2 separate regions of the Homo sapiens genome follow, and region 2 is linked to region 1. Evidence: chromatin contacts called from ENCODE Hi-C or POLR2A ChIA-PET data. All regions are on one chromosome and are shown on one strand. Each heading gives the region's core, a stretch centred on a gene start or an enhancer-like site at or near the end of the contact. The rest is flanking DNA. Distances are from core to core; before and after follow the strand shown. Region 1 overlaps LINC01004 (long intergenic non-protein coding RNA 1004). Region 2 overlaps SRPK2 (SRSF protein kinase 2).

The links. Hi-C counts contacts between places; a loop is a spot of excess contacts on that map. ChIA-PET counts read pairs that join two places held with the same protein, here RNA polymerase II (POLR2A). Pooled maps may share reads with other maps.
Region 2: a pooled map shows a loop between it and region 1 (2.4-fold over the local background). The contact joins two enhancer-like sites. A Hi-C loop is called at or near these places in 3 of 50 pooled maps. POLR2A ChIA-PET finds 5 or more read pairs at or near these places in 3 of 52 experiments (HCT116, Panc1 and SK-N-SH).

What each region holds. Positions count from the first base shown.
Region 1 is chr7:104,978,040-104,985,176 of GRCh38, forward strand. LINC01004 (long intergenic non-protein coding RNA 1004) reads right to left here. Exons shown (of 1, transcript NR_039981.2): 1 at 3,708-7,137. Among named protein-coding and RNA genes, the nearest start is that of LINC01004, 9.6 kb to the right of the region's middle. RefSeq lists enhancers at 5,486-5,575, 5,876-6,175. Within about 2 kb of position 3,337, at least 3 of the 41 ENCODE cell types and tissues checked have a DNase peak (open chromatin) inside an H3K27ac peak, as active enhancers do.
Region 2 is chr7:105,207,314-105,214,450 of GRCh38, forward strand. The region is part of intron 2 of SRPK2 (SRSF protein kinase 2); the gene reads right to left. Among named protein-coding and RNA genes, the nearest start is that of SRPK2, 180 kb to the right of the region's middle. Within about 2 kb of position 3,643, at least 10 of the 41 ENCODE cell types and tissues checked have a DNase peak (open chromatin) inside an H3K27ac peak, as active enhancers do.

The sequences.
Region 1 (7,137 bases), core at 2,087-4,586:
TAGAGATGGGATTATAGGTGTTAGCCCCTGTGCCTGGCCAGCAGCAACTTCTTAATAGAAATTTTGAACTTTCTGGATTCTTAGGAACACAAAATATACTTACCTTTTGAGTTGAGGTTGGTCACTGCCAGAGGTTTCAGCCAGTGATTCTGGTCTGTGACCTTCTTGGGTTATGCTGAGCGTCCTTTATACTATATAGACAGAATGTCACAATTTATACCGGAGTTGGTCTCAAGCCCTCTTAACCCAAGTACTTAGCAGCTCTCCTCTATTCATGAAAGTTTGCAACCCATCAAGACTACTTAAAGATTAAAATAATACCTGATTGAATCCTGGATTATATTTCAAAGTTTTGTCTGAGAATTCCCTCACAACTTCTGAGGTCATTCTCTGATACCATGGTCAAGGTACGTGATATTACTTCTTTTTCCCATTTTTCAAATGAAGAATCTGAAAAATTACACAGCAGCATCAGGATTTTTTTTTTTTTCCTAAACTACTTGATAATGTGAGTCTAAGGATTTAAACGTTCCTGTCTGAAGCCAAAGCCTATTTTGTTTCCAGGCCTCAGTAAACAGAGTTGGTCCAGAGGCTGGAAAAGTCATTTGACAGCATTCCAGCCCTGTCAGCATCTTCACTGAGTAGCTTTGTTATTTGCTATAAACAGTTGTAAATTTCCAGAACTGCAGGCACACCCATATTAAAGTGTTCATTACTAAAATGCCTCATAATGCCAAATGCAAATCAACAAGTGAATTAAAGTCCCAGTGGAATTCTGTCCCTGGATCCCCTCCACTAGCACAGATAATTGAGAACTGACAAAATTTAACTTTTCTTAAATAATATTTAGTCAGATATCTCAAATCTGACCCCTTCTATCATTTAATGGAACTTCTCAATTGTGGAGGAAGAATGGTTGATGCTATGCTTTAAGCTGCTTTTAAAATGTGAAACCTATTTTGTTAACGGAGAAACGACACTTTTTTAAAAATAACAGGACTTCTCTAGGCCCCCAAGTTTTGCTGAAACTCAGGGAACACATATGGACAACTCTCTAGTTGTTGTTCTTCCTATAAATCCCAGAAACCATAGCTTCTGATTTAATGCCCCACCGGAACTGCAGACCTTAAAAAACAAAAATCCCACTGGGATGAAAGAGGCTCATTTGTTTTGAAGTTGTGGCCCTTCCACCCCCTGGGTGGCTCCTCCCCCATGTCTGTGTCTGTGGCTTTGATTTATAATCTTCCACCCCCACAAGCCTTGGCATTTACTGGGATCCTACAAAGAGGTTAAGGTGTAAAGCAGGAAGAAGCTTTTAAGGACAAGAGGGAGTTGGGGGTAGGGGCTGGGGTATGAAAAGAGAGTTAAGGAGAGGAAAAGCAATTATAAGAGACCACATGCGTAGCATAAATGAATGAGCACACGGGCAGGGAAGGCCCTGGCTGATTGAAGAACTGCTGAATGTGGTTTTGCCCGCCAAGGCAGTGCCTGTGGTTCTGTGATACAGCTTCCAGTGGGAGAGCTCCTTGCCCAATGCACTGTAATGAGGATAGCCAGTATGTGAACCCCCCTCCTGCTTTGTCAAGGTTTTTTATATGCTTGCACAGCTAGCTCTGTGTTCCCAGCTGTAAGGCCTGGGATTTGCAGTTTATCCCCTGGGGGGTAAATAATAGGAGCTGCAATCTTCTGCCAGAAAAGAACTTGCTTCACCAGCTTGGACACTCAGTTGATGATGAACGCAAAAGATTTTCTGGAAAATAAAATGAGATACCCCATGGGCCAACCTTTGAAAACTGTGAGGTGCCAAGTAAATGTGAGTCATCGCAGTTCTAATAATTATCAGGGCTAGGTAGGTGGGTTTTCTTGAAAAGGATGAAGCCTCAGAACTTATGGCTTAGTGCCTAAAGGGAGCTTCATGATTTTCCTTGCAGGAATTTCTGGAGACAGACAACTCAAAATTTTCCCTTTGGAGTTTCTGATGCAGTGTTGAATCCACAGATTCTAGAGGCAGACTTGGGTTGGAAGTCTGGCTCTGCCATTTATCTGTGTGAACTAGGGCAATTCTCCCCTCTGGAAAATGGGAATACTCTATTACTGGATGTGGTTGTGAAAGAAGTAGTGGATGTAAAATGCTTAGCATAATGTATAAGCATTAATAGAGGCACAATGCATGGTTACCTGTATCATGTACCTTTCATGAGAAAATTGGTCTGGTTTAGCACTGAGGCAATGGAAGGGAAGGAGAGACAACACTGTGACATGTCTAATATAAAGCACACAAGAAAAATAAGCAATGGGGACATTTATTATATACAGGCCCAACCAAAGATTCCAGGGACTCAGGGTGAGAAGCACCCAATGCTTTCCTCAAGCAACTGGGTTCTTGGAGAGCCCAAGAAGTACTGGTATTAAGTACCAAAGTCTATGTCTGTCAGTGCAGGAAAAGAACTATAGATGGTCATGTAGACTATGTGGAGAGAAGGTATCTCTTGGAATGTGTCTGAGGAAGTAAATTTTAGCTGTATAGCCTATGCAATGCTGAAAATGGGTGAGAATGGATGACGGCAGGATTCTAGAACCTACTATTGTCGTTGTCAGTAATGAGTCACAAAAGTCACATAGCGAACATATGAAACACACAGTATAATTATGCTGCTCATTTGCACACGGGTAACACAAATCTTGTCCACAGCCTGTTCCGAAGCTACAATCCAAAAAATGGCATTTGGCTTCTGCCTCAAATAACAGAAAGTTGAATCCAAATACAAATTTTTATACTAATTATTATTTTCTGTCATTCTTCATCTTGTTTGCTAACCATTTAGCTTGAATATTAACACAAATATTTGTTGACAGTGTGCAATTATATGCACTGTGAAGGATGCAAAGGAATTTAACATGTTCCCAGACTTCAGAATTGGCATCAATTGACTCAAAAGGGAACCAAAGATGAGTATCAAACCCAGGCCTTCATTCTTTATTTTTTGGTTCCTCTTTAACATTTTCCACTTTCCTACTAGCAGATTCTGACATCTGAGTCAAGATTACTTGTCTTTAATCATGTTAGTACTGACTCGATCTATTTATATGTTAGAGTAGCTAGCACTAATCGAGCTTCTACTATGTGCCAGGCATTCATGTCACAAGCATAGACCATTCAGTTAGTTCTCAGGACCCTATCTAGTATTTATTATCGTCCTCATTTTACAAATGAGAAAATTGAAGCCTAGAGATTAAAGAACTACTGTGAGGTCACAGCCTAATGTCTCATGGCTAGGAAACATGTAGGTGCAAAGAGGGGAGGTGGACTGAGATTTACATTTTTTCTAGCTGTTTGGAGTATTATCAGTTATAAGATAATGCACTAGAGGGCGCTAAATACACAAGCTTTAGCTGTTTCCATAATGCAGTTCCCACAGTAGTGAAAGATATATAATTGGTAATGGATGCAAGCCAAAAAGGCCCTCCCCAAAAAAGATGCAATTTATGATAACTGAGAAGCTGTATTTCTGTCCCCTCAATTAAGAAAAACCCTCATTTTATATTGAGCAATATTTATATTTTGTCTCTAATTTGATATTGATTGCTATTCAAAGTTCCTTTCAGTTAGAAGTTTAATTTTTCCTTGTTCTGCCTGCTGAATGACAAAGGGAAAGGGTAGAGTAACCTGGATGAAAATAAATTTTTAAAAATTGCACTGAGATACATTGCATCTTTTAAATTTTATTTAGCAAAGTTAAACATACATATATTTTAAAAGAGAAAAAGAGGAACTCACCCAACCCTCATATCCAAGAGCTTAAAATCACAGGAACTCAAGACCCATCCTCAACTTCAAATGCCAGTCATTATTTTAGAGGTAACTCAGATTTCTAAGTAATGCTTCTGTTTCTCGATTTATCAAATAGACATTATTTATTTTGTTTTCCTACATGAGAATTGAGTAGTTAACAGAATACCCATCTCTTATCAGTAACAAAGATTTACAAAATAACTTTTGTTTTTCATAATTACAAAAGCAATACATTATTATTGAAGAACATGTTTTAAAAAAAGACAAAAAGTAACAAAACTCTCCATTATCCCAACAGGCAGAGGAAGTTATTACCATTTTAATGCATATCCTTAACACATACATGTAAAAGATACATATACACATAAAAATATAAATGTTTAACAGAAATTACTTTGTACACAATATTTGATTAAACTATGATCTGTCTTCTTTCATTTTCGTTTTATTGTAGTAAAATTTACATAAAATGCATAAATCTTAAATCTATACATTTTTACATTACATAGAAATGTGTAATTATATACTCCATGCTCCCTCCCAATCAGTGCTGCCTCAAAACGAACTGCTCTTCTAATTTTAGAGCTTAACTCTTCTCGTCTCTATCACCACAGATTAGTTGTATTTTTAAGCTTCATGTAAAATTTTCCATGTCAACTTTGAAAACATGACAGTTAAAAGTTCTAAGGAATCTCCAGTTCTCCAACTGGTGTGGGAATCAGATAACTTGACTCCAGTGTGAATTGTGGTTACTGATGGTATCACTGAGTCTGTTATGGGCCACCCAGTCTTAAGGGCCAAGAATTTATGGCCCTGCAGGGATTGCAGAAAGAAACCAAACCGAAGTTCATAACTCAGCCTAAAAGGAGAAAGTTCTATTACTCAGTATCTCAAGACTAAGTGGATCATAAATGGTGTCACAAGTTTGCAGTTTTTTTTTCCTGTGGAAGATAATAATCTTTTGTATGTTTAATTCGTTATCATTGCCTTATAAATTATCACAAGCAGCACAGATAACTACTGGAGTCATCAGTGCAACTTAAAACAACAAAACTAGCATTTCTCACTTGCTGTTTTTCAGACACCTCCCATCATCTGCACCTGGTCCCCAAACCAGCTGTCCATGAGCAATGACAAAGAACTAAAGCGGGGATGGGGGAGAGGGGGTGTAGGGCCCAAGAGCTGGGGAGCATTATGGCTTGCTGTCAGCTGGCAGTCTAAGATGTACTTGGGAAGATGTTTCATACCCATTTTCCCTGTGAAATTAAAAATGTGATGCTACCAAACCTTTGCTTGTCCACCACCCTTAAAAGAATACTCATTCAGTACAAAGCCCTGCAAAAAGGAGTGAGCCAATTTGAATAAAAGCGGAAACTTCGTAGGAATTAGGAGCCTGAAAGGCTGCGTGAGAGATCGCAAACATATTGAGGCGTTCTTGAAACACCTGCTCTCTGATTACAGGTGGGAAAAGGCCATTCCTATGCCTTCTCCCATGGGCACGGCGAATCAAAGGCACTTTCCATATTTAATACGACTAATACGTCATTGGGCAAAGAGATACTCAATACATCCCCATAGCTTTTCCTTACTTTTACTTAACCTTTATGTCGGACGCTTTATGCCTAGTACTGTTCTAAGCGCTTTGCATGCATCATCTCATCAACCTAATATTTAATAAGAGGCTCGGATAGATTAACTTTTAAAATCTGGATACAGCTGGTTAAGGTGGCAGAAGAGTTGGAATTCAAATAAAAGCCAGTCCTATAGCAGGGCCATTATTGCTCCTGCCTCCCCTAGCTTGATCACGAAAAATGAGTAGTTCTTTCCTCTGGGCACACAGGACAATGAACAGGCGGGCTGCTGCCAGAATTTACCGAAGATGGCCGCTGTGCTGGGCTCGGAGTGAGCTGACGGTGTCTCAGCGAGAAAAGTCGGGAGCGGCAGCAGACTGCTTTTTTGGAGGGCAAGAGGGGAGAAAAGGGTTCAACGGAAAACGGGGGTAACATAAGAGCCCGAATAAGGGAAAAGGAAACCCCTGACTCCCCTAGCCACAGAAAGCGCTGGGCGGAAATGAACCGGCCTAGGACGCGCCCTGCGTGGAGGCAGGCCCGCGCGGCGGAAGTGCGTTTCTGGGGCTCCTCCTGAAGAATGCGGAGGAGGAACTGAGCTGGCGCGCGGGCCAGCTGTCCTCTCTTCTGATCCCGAAGACAGGATCGGATTATGGGTTGTTACCGGCTTGTGCGGCCCTGGGGGTTGCCGGTTCCTGGAGACGAGCTGCACCCCTGCAGTTTACTGGGCTCTTCTGTGACCCGCTTTCCGACCCCGCCTGGGGTATTCAGACCGGGGCAGACAAGGCCCTTCTGCCCCTCCTAGCGGCCGCCTCTCCTAGGCTGGAGGGCGGCGCCCCATATGACACAGAAGGCGGCTAGGGATACGCCCTGTACCATGCCGGCCAGTCTGGATTGCCCTAACGCCAGGCCCCGACTCGCTCTGGCCAGCGGGCATGCGGCGAGTTTGCCCCCGCAGCGCAGCCGCCCACAACTCGGTCTTCCAGAGGAGCGAACGTTCGGACTGCTTGGTAGTTTACTAGGGCAAAGTACCACCCCACCCCGAGCGAGCAAGCGGACCTCAGGAAAGGGGCTCCTTCTGTGTAAAGTGATCGGCAGGCCTTGCAGTGGATCTTCGGTGTCCATAGTTATATACCAATCACTATTTTGTCTACATCATTTGGACTGTGCAGAATGAGATGCCAATAATATATCACATACAGTAAAAGGGCTATTTTCACAAAAGGTCAAAACTGGGATATATAACCTCTTTCTTTTGATTAGTCAGACTGACTTCAAAGGGGGCTTAGGGTTGCTTATTAAAGAAAAATGCCTCCCCGTGGGTTTTCATTTGAGCCACTTATAAGTGGGCTAGTTTCTCCAACACCAATTGAGCTGGAAACTAGAGTAATTAGAACACAACATATTCCCGACCTGAACAGGATACTGAAATAAGTTAAAAGCCTCATTACTTACCAGCCTTCTCTCAGAACCCTAACACCCCTTGCAAGGGATTTCTAACTAGGAGTCGGTAGATAAAATTTAGAATGTGTGAGCATTATGTAATACACATGTAAAACATTCTGAGATGGGATCCACGGGCTTTTGGGGGCTGTCAAAAGGCCCACGGCACAAAAATAGTTAATCTGTATACTTGAGGGAAGAGAGAACCATCACTGGAAGTATTAAGCTCTAAGCTCATTCAGGCTTATTTTCTGGGAACTTGTAAACAAAATGAAGTTTATGGTCCTAGCCAGACTACTCCAGATACCATACTGAGACGTTACCCTTTCCTAT
Region 2 (7,137 bases), core at 2,393-4,892, 230 kb after region 1:
TTTAAAGTGGTTTCTGATGGCTTCTAGAGTACTGCAAAGCCTGGTTAAATTACAACACTGTAGAAGACCAAGACATGACAGGTTATCTCACCAAATACATACTCATTAAGTCTATCAACAGATTAAAAAAAACAACTTTCATCAATCCTAATGAAAGCCGTAAGGAAGCTATTTCATATAAAAATTATCAGAAGTATATAAGCAGCAATGGCAGTGGAAATGACCCATAAATATTTTCAACAACAATACCAAAATAATTAAATGGTAAAAGAATAGTCTTTTCAACAGTGGTACTACAACAAATACATACTCATATGCAAAATAAATAAAGTTGGACCTCTCTCTCACACACAGGCTTTACATGAAAGAGCTAAAACTATAAAACTCTCAGGAAAAAAACATAGGAGTAAATCTTCACGACCTTAGGTTAGGCAATGTTTCTTAAATGTGACATTAAAAGCATAAGCAATACAAGAAAAACTAAATTGGACTTCAAAATTTTTAACTTTTGTACTTCAAAGGGCACCATCAAGAAAATTTAAAGGCCACAGAATGGGGGGAAGTACTTGTAAATCATAAGTGATAAGTGATAAGTGACTTGTATCTAGAATATATAAAGAACTCTTCCAACTCAACAATAAAAAGACACACTAATTTAACAATGGATAAAAAGGATTGGAAAGACATTTCTACAAAGAGGATATACACATGACCAATAAATATATGAAAAGATGCTCAACATCATTAGTAATCAGAGAAATGGAAATCAAAACTACAGTCTGACACCACTTCATACCCACTAGAATGGCTATTAAAAGAAGTCAGATAATAAGTTTAAGGAAGGATGAAGAAATAAGGATCTTCAAACATTGTTGGTGGGAAGGGTAATATAGCATAGCCATCTTGGAAAACGGTCTGGCAGTTCCTCAAAAGTTTAAACATAAAATTACCAAATAACCCAACAATTCCACTCCCAAGTATATACCCAAGAGAAATGAAAGCATATATCCAGCAAAATCTCATCCACAGTGTTCAGAGAAGTACTACTATTTTTAACGAAAAGCAGAAACAACCCAAACGTCCCCTAACTGATAAATAAAATGGGGTATATCATTACAAGGGAATGTTATTCACTAACAAAGAGAAATGAAGTACTGATATATGCTACAACATGGATGGATCCTCCAAAACCTTATGCTGGGTGACAGATGCCAGTCAGAAAAGACCGCAGGTTGTATGATCTTCCATTTTCCATCAAATGTCTAGAACAGATAAATTTATAGAGATGGGGTAAATCAGTGGATGCTCATATCGGGGGTTGGGGAAATGGAGAAAAAAGGAGGAAAATGGGGACTGACTGCTAGTAGATATGGGATATCTGTTAGGAGGGATGAAAATGTCCTAATGTGGTGATGGTTGTACAATTCTGTGAACATAATAAAAAACACTAAAATATATATGTTACATGAGCAAACTGTATGCTATGTGAATTATACTTCAAAAAGCTATTGTTAAAAAATAAAAGAAGCCAGGTGTGGTGGTGCACACCTGTAGTCCCAGCCATTTGGGACACTGAGGCAGGAGGATCGCTTGAGCCCAGGAGTTTGAGGCCAGCCTGGGCAACACAGCAAGACCTCATCTCTACAAAAACAACAATAAATTTTTAAAAAAATAAAAGAAAACCCCAATACAGCTATAGATATTTTAAATATCCAACACTACACCGTTATAAAATGTATGACTTCAAGAAACAAATATCTATGTAGAGATTTAAGCAATCAATATGCATAGTCTCTTTTACAATAAGCTCAGCTACATTCAGAGTGAAAATTAATCTGTAATTCTTTAAAAAGGAGACTGAAATTTTATCTAAGGGTCCAAAGTTTAAACAAGGTGCTAATTTAAGAACATGTTTTCATGTACTATAAGAAATATAAAGAAATATACCACTTCAGGCCGGGTGCAGTGGCCCCCACAGGTGATCCCAGCACTTTGGGGAGGCCACAGTGGGTATATCAGTTGAGCCCAGGAGTCTGAGACCAGCCTGGGCAACCTGGCAATACCCACAAAAACTACAAAAATTAGCTGGGCGTGGTGGCACACATCTACAGTCCCAGCTACTAAGGAGGCTGATGTGAGAGGACTGCTTGAGCATGCGAGTCTGCAATGAGCTAAGATCATAGCACTGCACTCCAGCCTGCATGACAGAGTGAGACCCTGTCTCAGGAAAAAAAGAAAGAAGAAAATAGAAAAGGAAAAAGGAAAGGGGAAAGGGAAGGGAAGGGGAAAGGAAAAAGGAAAGGGGAAAGAAAAGGGGAAGGGGAAAGGACAATGGAGAAAGGGGAAAGCAAAGGAAAAGGAAAGGAGAAAGAAAAAAGAAAAAGGAAAGAGAAAGGAAAACAAAAGAGCAAAGCAAAGCAAAAGAGAAAAAGAGGGGAGGAGAGAAAAAAGAAAAACACAGCACTTCAGTGATGGGAATGAAATTAATTTAGAAAGCAAAATTCCACTAGCTACTTATATTTTTCACAAAGAACTATATTTATTTTTACACTACAAAGAAAATTCTAATCATTACTCTAAATTTAAAATGTGGTTTAAAAAAACTTAAAAATATTTTTCTTTCAATATCATACTATAATACTAAAATTATCATCATGCTATGTACTTCATACTATATTCTGCATGTACACTTGCTCTGTCAGAAAAGGGAGGAAAAACTCAACAACCGAGGAAACTACAAGTCTCATCTGCTCTAAATTGCCATGGCAACCAGATGAGAGTTCCGATTTCCTCTCAGCTGCTACTGCGTATTTCTTTTCAGCAGAGAAAAGAAAAAATAAACTCTACATTTAGTAGGAAAAATGTCCTCTCCTTTGCTATCAGCTTAGATGGCAACTGACACAATTTAAGAAATACAGTTCAGTTAATTTTTAATCAAACATAAAGAAAAGGAGCTCCAGATGAATTTCTTCAGTTAGTATTTGAGGGACATTCACATAAAGTCAAATTTCATTTTCTTTCCTCCCTATGTCCACCCTATATCTATAACTTTTCTCTCTCCCTTCCTCCCTCCCTCCTTCTTCCTCTCTTGGTAATTACTGTCAGCTTGAGAAATACCCAATTTCTAATTAATAGTAGAATCGGTCAATATAGGTTGAGTATCCCTCATTCAAAATACTTGGGACCAGATAATGTTTCGAACTTCAGATAATTTCATGTATTCCTCTTTAATGAAAGGTTAAGTTCAAAAACTTTGTGTAAATCAAACCTAAATGTGCAATGACCCTCAATGACCCTCATCCATGTTAAATCTCCTGCTTCTCTTGAGTATGGGTAGATCTGTGAGTGTGAGATATTACACCTGTTATCCAATTATCTACACTACATGCCAAAGGGAGATCACACTGGGTGGCCTGACCTAATCACACCAGTCCCTAAAAGCAGAGGGTTTTCTTTGGCTGGTCAAAGAAGTGGAAGCGGAGCGGCGGGCTCCAGCTGCCTGGAAAAAAAGCAGACATCATTTGTGAACTAGGGCCACAGAGAGCAAAGAACTGCCAGTGGCCTCTAGGAGTGACGGTGCTCCCTGCCAACAGCTAGAAGAATAGTAAGATAACAAAGACCTCAGTTCTACGAACTCAAGGAAATGAGTTCTGCCAACAACCAGTGAGCTGGAAAAGAACTCTGAAGCTCAGATGAGAGCTGCAGATCTGGCCAACACCTTGGTTTCAGTCTAGTAAGAATCCAGCCACACTGTGCTGCCCTGATTTCTGTCCTACAAAACTGTGAGTTAATAAACAGGTGTTGTTTTAAGCTGCTAAGGGTGCAGTAATTTGTTACACAGCAAGTGAAAGTGAATACACTGCCAAGTTCCTCAAACTGTACTAGAGTAGATCATGGAGAATTATCAGACTTTGGCCTCAAAAAGATCTGATTTTTTTTTTTTTAAATAATTGAAATGGCCAGGGGACTTAAGCTGGGTAATCCAGAATGGGAAACAGTTCTCTTTTGGGAATAGGAGTATCTTATTCCCTGAATGAGTCCATTCGTGCATTGCTATAAGGAAATACCTGAGACTGGGTAATTTATAAAGAAAAGAGATTTAATTGGCTCACAGTCCTGCAGGCTATACAGGAAGAATGATGCTGGCATCTGCTAAGCTTCCGGGAAGGCCTCAGGAAACTTACAATCATGGTGGAAGGCAAAGGGGGTGCAGGCGCAACACAGTGTGGGAGCAGTAACAGGAGTGAGAGTGAGGGGGGAGGTGCTACACACTTTTAGAACAACCAGATCTCAGGAGAACTCACTGACTACCATGAGAACAGCATCAAAGTGGAAATCTACCCCCATGATCCAATCACCTCCCACCAGGTACCACCTCCAACATTCGGGATTACAATTCAACATTAGATTTGGGCAGGGACATAGATCCAAACTATATCACTCCCCAAGTCCTAATAGCAAACAATTGTAATTCCAAGCCAAATACTACTTACTTATTTCCTAAGACCATACTGTTTTCTAGAACGTAGTACACAGCCAACTCAAAGTTAGTAAGGATGTAAGTAAATCAGACCTGCTTCCCAACTAATCTACATTTTAGAAAAGAAAGGAGTTGGTGTTCTAAAGGTATTGCTGCCTGATCACCTCACTGAGTTCTGAGTTCAGGTTTTTATCATCTATTTCCTGGACTAACTTTTCCTCATTAATTTCCTTGTTTCTTGCTTTTATCCTTCCCATTTTACACATTAATTCCATATATTCTTTGCAAAAAGCAAACCTCTGGTTCTAAAATTGCATTTCAGCACTACATATGTCTTATGCCACTAGTACTATTAATATTTTATAAAACACTTGTGGGATCTGACAGAAAATATTACTACTGAAATGGAGAAAGACTGACAGAAAAGTTAAACCAGTGAGTCCAAATGCATGTAAAATGACATCCACTGATTCTACAACTACCCAGAAGCACACAGATGCCCAGCACTGAGGGGTGTACAGTCTAGTGAGGAGGGGAAAGTGCATGTAAACACACAAATGTAAGCAACTGCTCCTGGTATCGTTATGGAAACAGAGATGGTAGTGGGCCAAGTCAGAGACATCTAGAGGTGATCTTACAGACTGGCCAGAATGAGGCTGACTGCAGGAGGTCCATGTCTCAGGGAACCACATCATCAAAAGCACAGAGGCCCAAACTAATCTGGTATGACTGGAGAGAGGAAAGAGGTTAGGCATAGGAATAATCCACAATTCAAAAGAATAAACCACAATGCTAAGAAGCTTGGGCTCTATCCCTGAGGCAAGTAGTAGCCACTGAAATGCAACCATAGAAACAAGGATTAGCTTTCTGCAAAAAACATATGAAATTAGAGTGTAGAACAGGTAGAAAGGATAAAAGCAAGAAGAAAGAAAATTCATGGGAAAACGCTGCAATTGTTAGTCCAGGACAGAGATGATTAAAAACTGGAACTCAGAACTCAGTACAGTTGTTGCTCTGTATCCATGCATTCCGCATCCATGGATTCAAACAACTATGGATCCTAAACATGGGGTGATGGCTACATGTGTACTGAACATGTACAGACTCTTTTTTTGGTCATTATTCCATAAACAATTAGGTATTACAACTATTTACATAGTATATACACCATACTAGGTGATGGAATCTAGACATAACTGAAAGTATATAGGAGCATGTGCACAGGTGACATGCAAATACTAAACCATTTTATATCAAGGACTTGAGCATCCATGGATTTTGGTATCCGAATGGGATCCTGGAACCAATCTCCCACAAATACCTAAGGACAACTCTAATTCATTTGCTAGAAGTGGATGTTTGACTCTTCATTTCTGGTCTGAAATACTGTACCATTCATTTCGACAGAGAATAGAGCAGGTGGATGAAGAAGGGAAGGGGTTTTAGAGAAAAGTAACCGGCTCTAGCTCCTCTGAGTTTCACAGGCAAGTGGGATACCAAGCAGCATAGAATACGGTAGGGATTGCTTGATATATAAAATCTATAGCTGAAAAGTAAAGGTTTGAGCTGCAAATTGAAGCAAAGGTGATTGAAACTGAAGCATACTGAAGCATGACCATGCAGCTGGAAGCCAAAGCCTTTCCAAGCATGTAAGAGTGCTGGGGAGAAACTGGGGAATAAAAGAGCCAAGGGAAGAGCCCAGTTCAAAGCCGAAGAACAAAGTTAAACAAGCCACCAACATTATAATCTATAGTCAAGGACCCCTACTATAATTGCCAATATAAGTTTTAAGTGTCAAATACAGATTTTAGAGCACATACATATACAAAAGTAAGCCTACCTTTTACATTAGGATAAGATATACATATAAGAAGAACAAGCAAACTAAAGACCCATACGCTCTTCTATCTAAAAGCTATGTTTGTAGACAATCTGAAGCCAGCTAGGTGCAGAGTGAATAAAATGTCACAAAAAAGGAACTGTTTACTAAGACTTATATTGGTGAAAGTTGCTATAACAACTAACGATTGCCTCATGCTATTCAGGAAATAATGTAAGATGTACCACTTTACACAAGCCTTCTGCAAACTTCCACAAGCTTTAGATCTAAAGGCATACACAACTACTAATATATAATGGATCAACAAAATTCAAATGCAGTCAACTTTCTACCTTCTAAAGTAATTTAGAACACAGGAAATAAGGGAAATCCTAAACCTGTGTTACACAATATGGTAGCAACAAGACAAATTAATTAAAATGGAATAAAATTAAAAATTCAGTCATCCTCCTTCAAGCACTCAGTAGTCACATATGGCTGGTGGCTATGGCACAGTATGGGCAGTGCAGATATAGAACATTTCTATCACCACAGAAAGTTATATTGGACAGTAATGCTGCAGGCTCTAGATGCTGTAGCACTGCTCTAGGCATTTTTTTAAGGAGCATGAGCCTCTTCCAGCATATCACTATTTTTAATAAGTAGTAAGGTTAGCTGAAAAAGAGTTTAGAACATTTTTTATACAGCTTATTTTAAATACCTTACTGTAAGTTTTAAAATAAGCAGTAAAATGATAAACAGTCAGTATATAGCCATTTTAAATTTCACAGATGATTCCAATATCTGATACCCTGCAGCTCAGTAGTTCTCTTTAGTA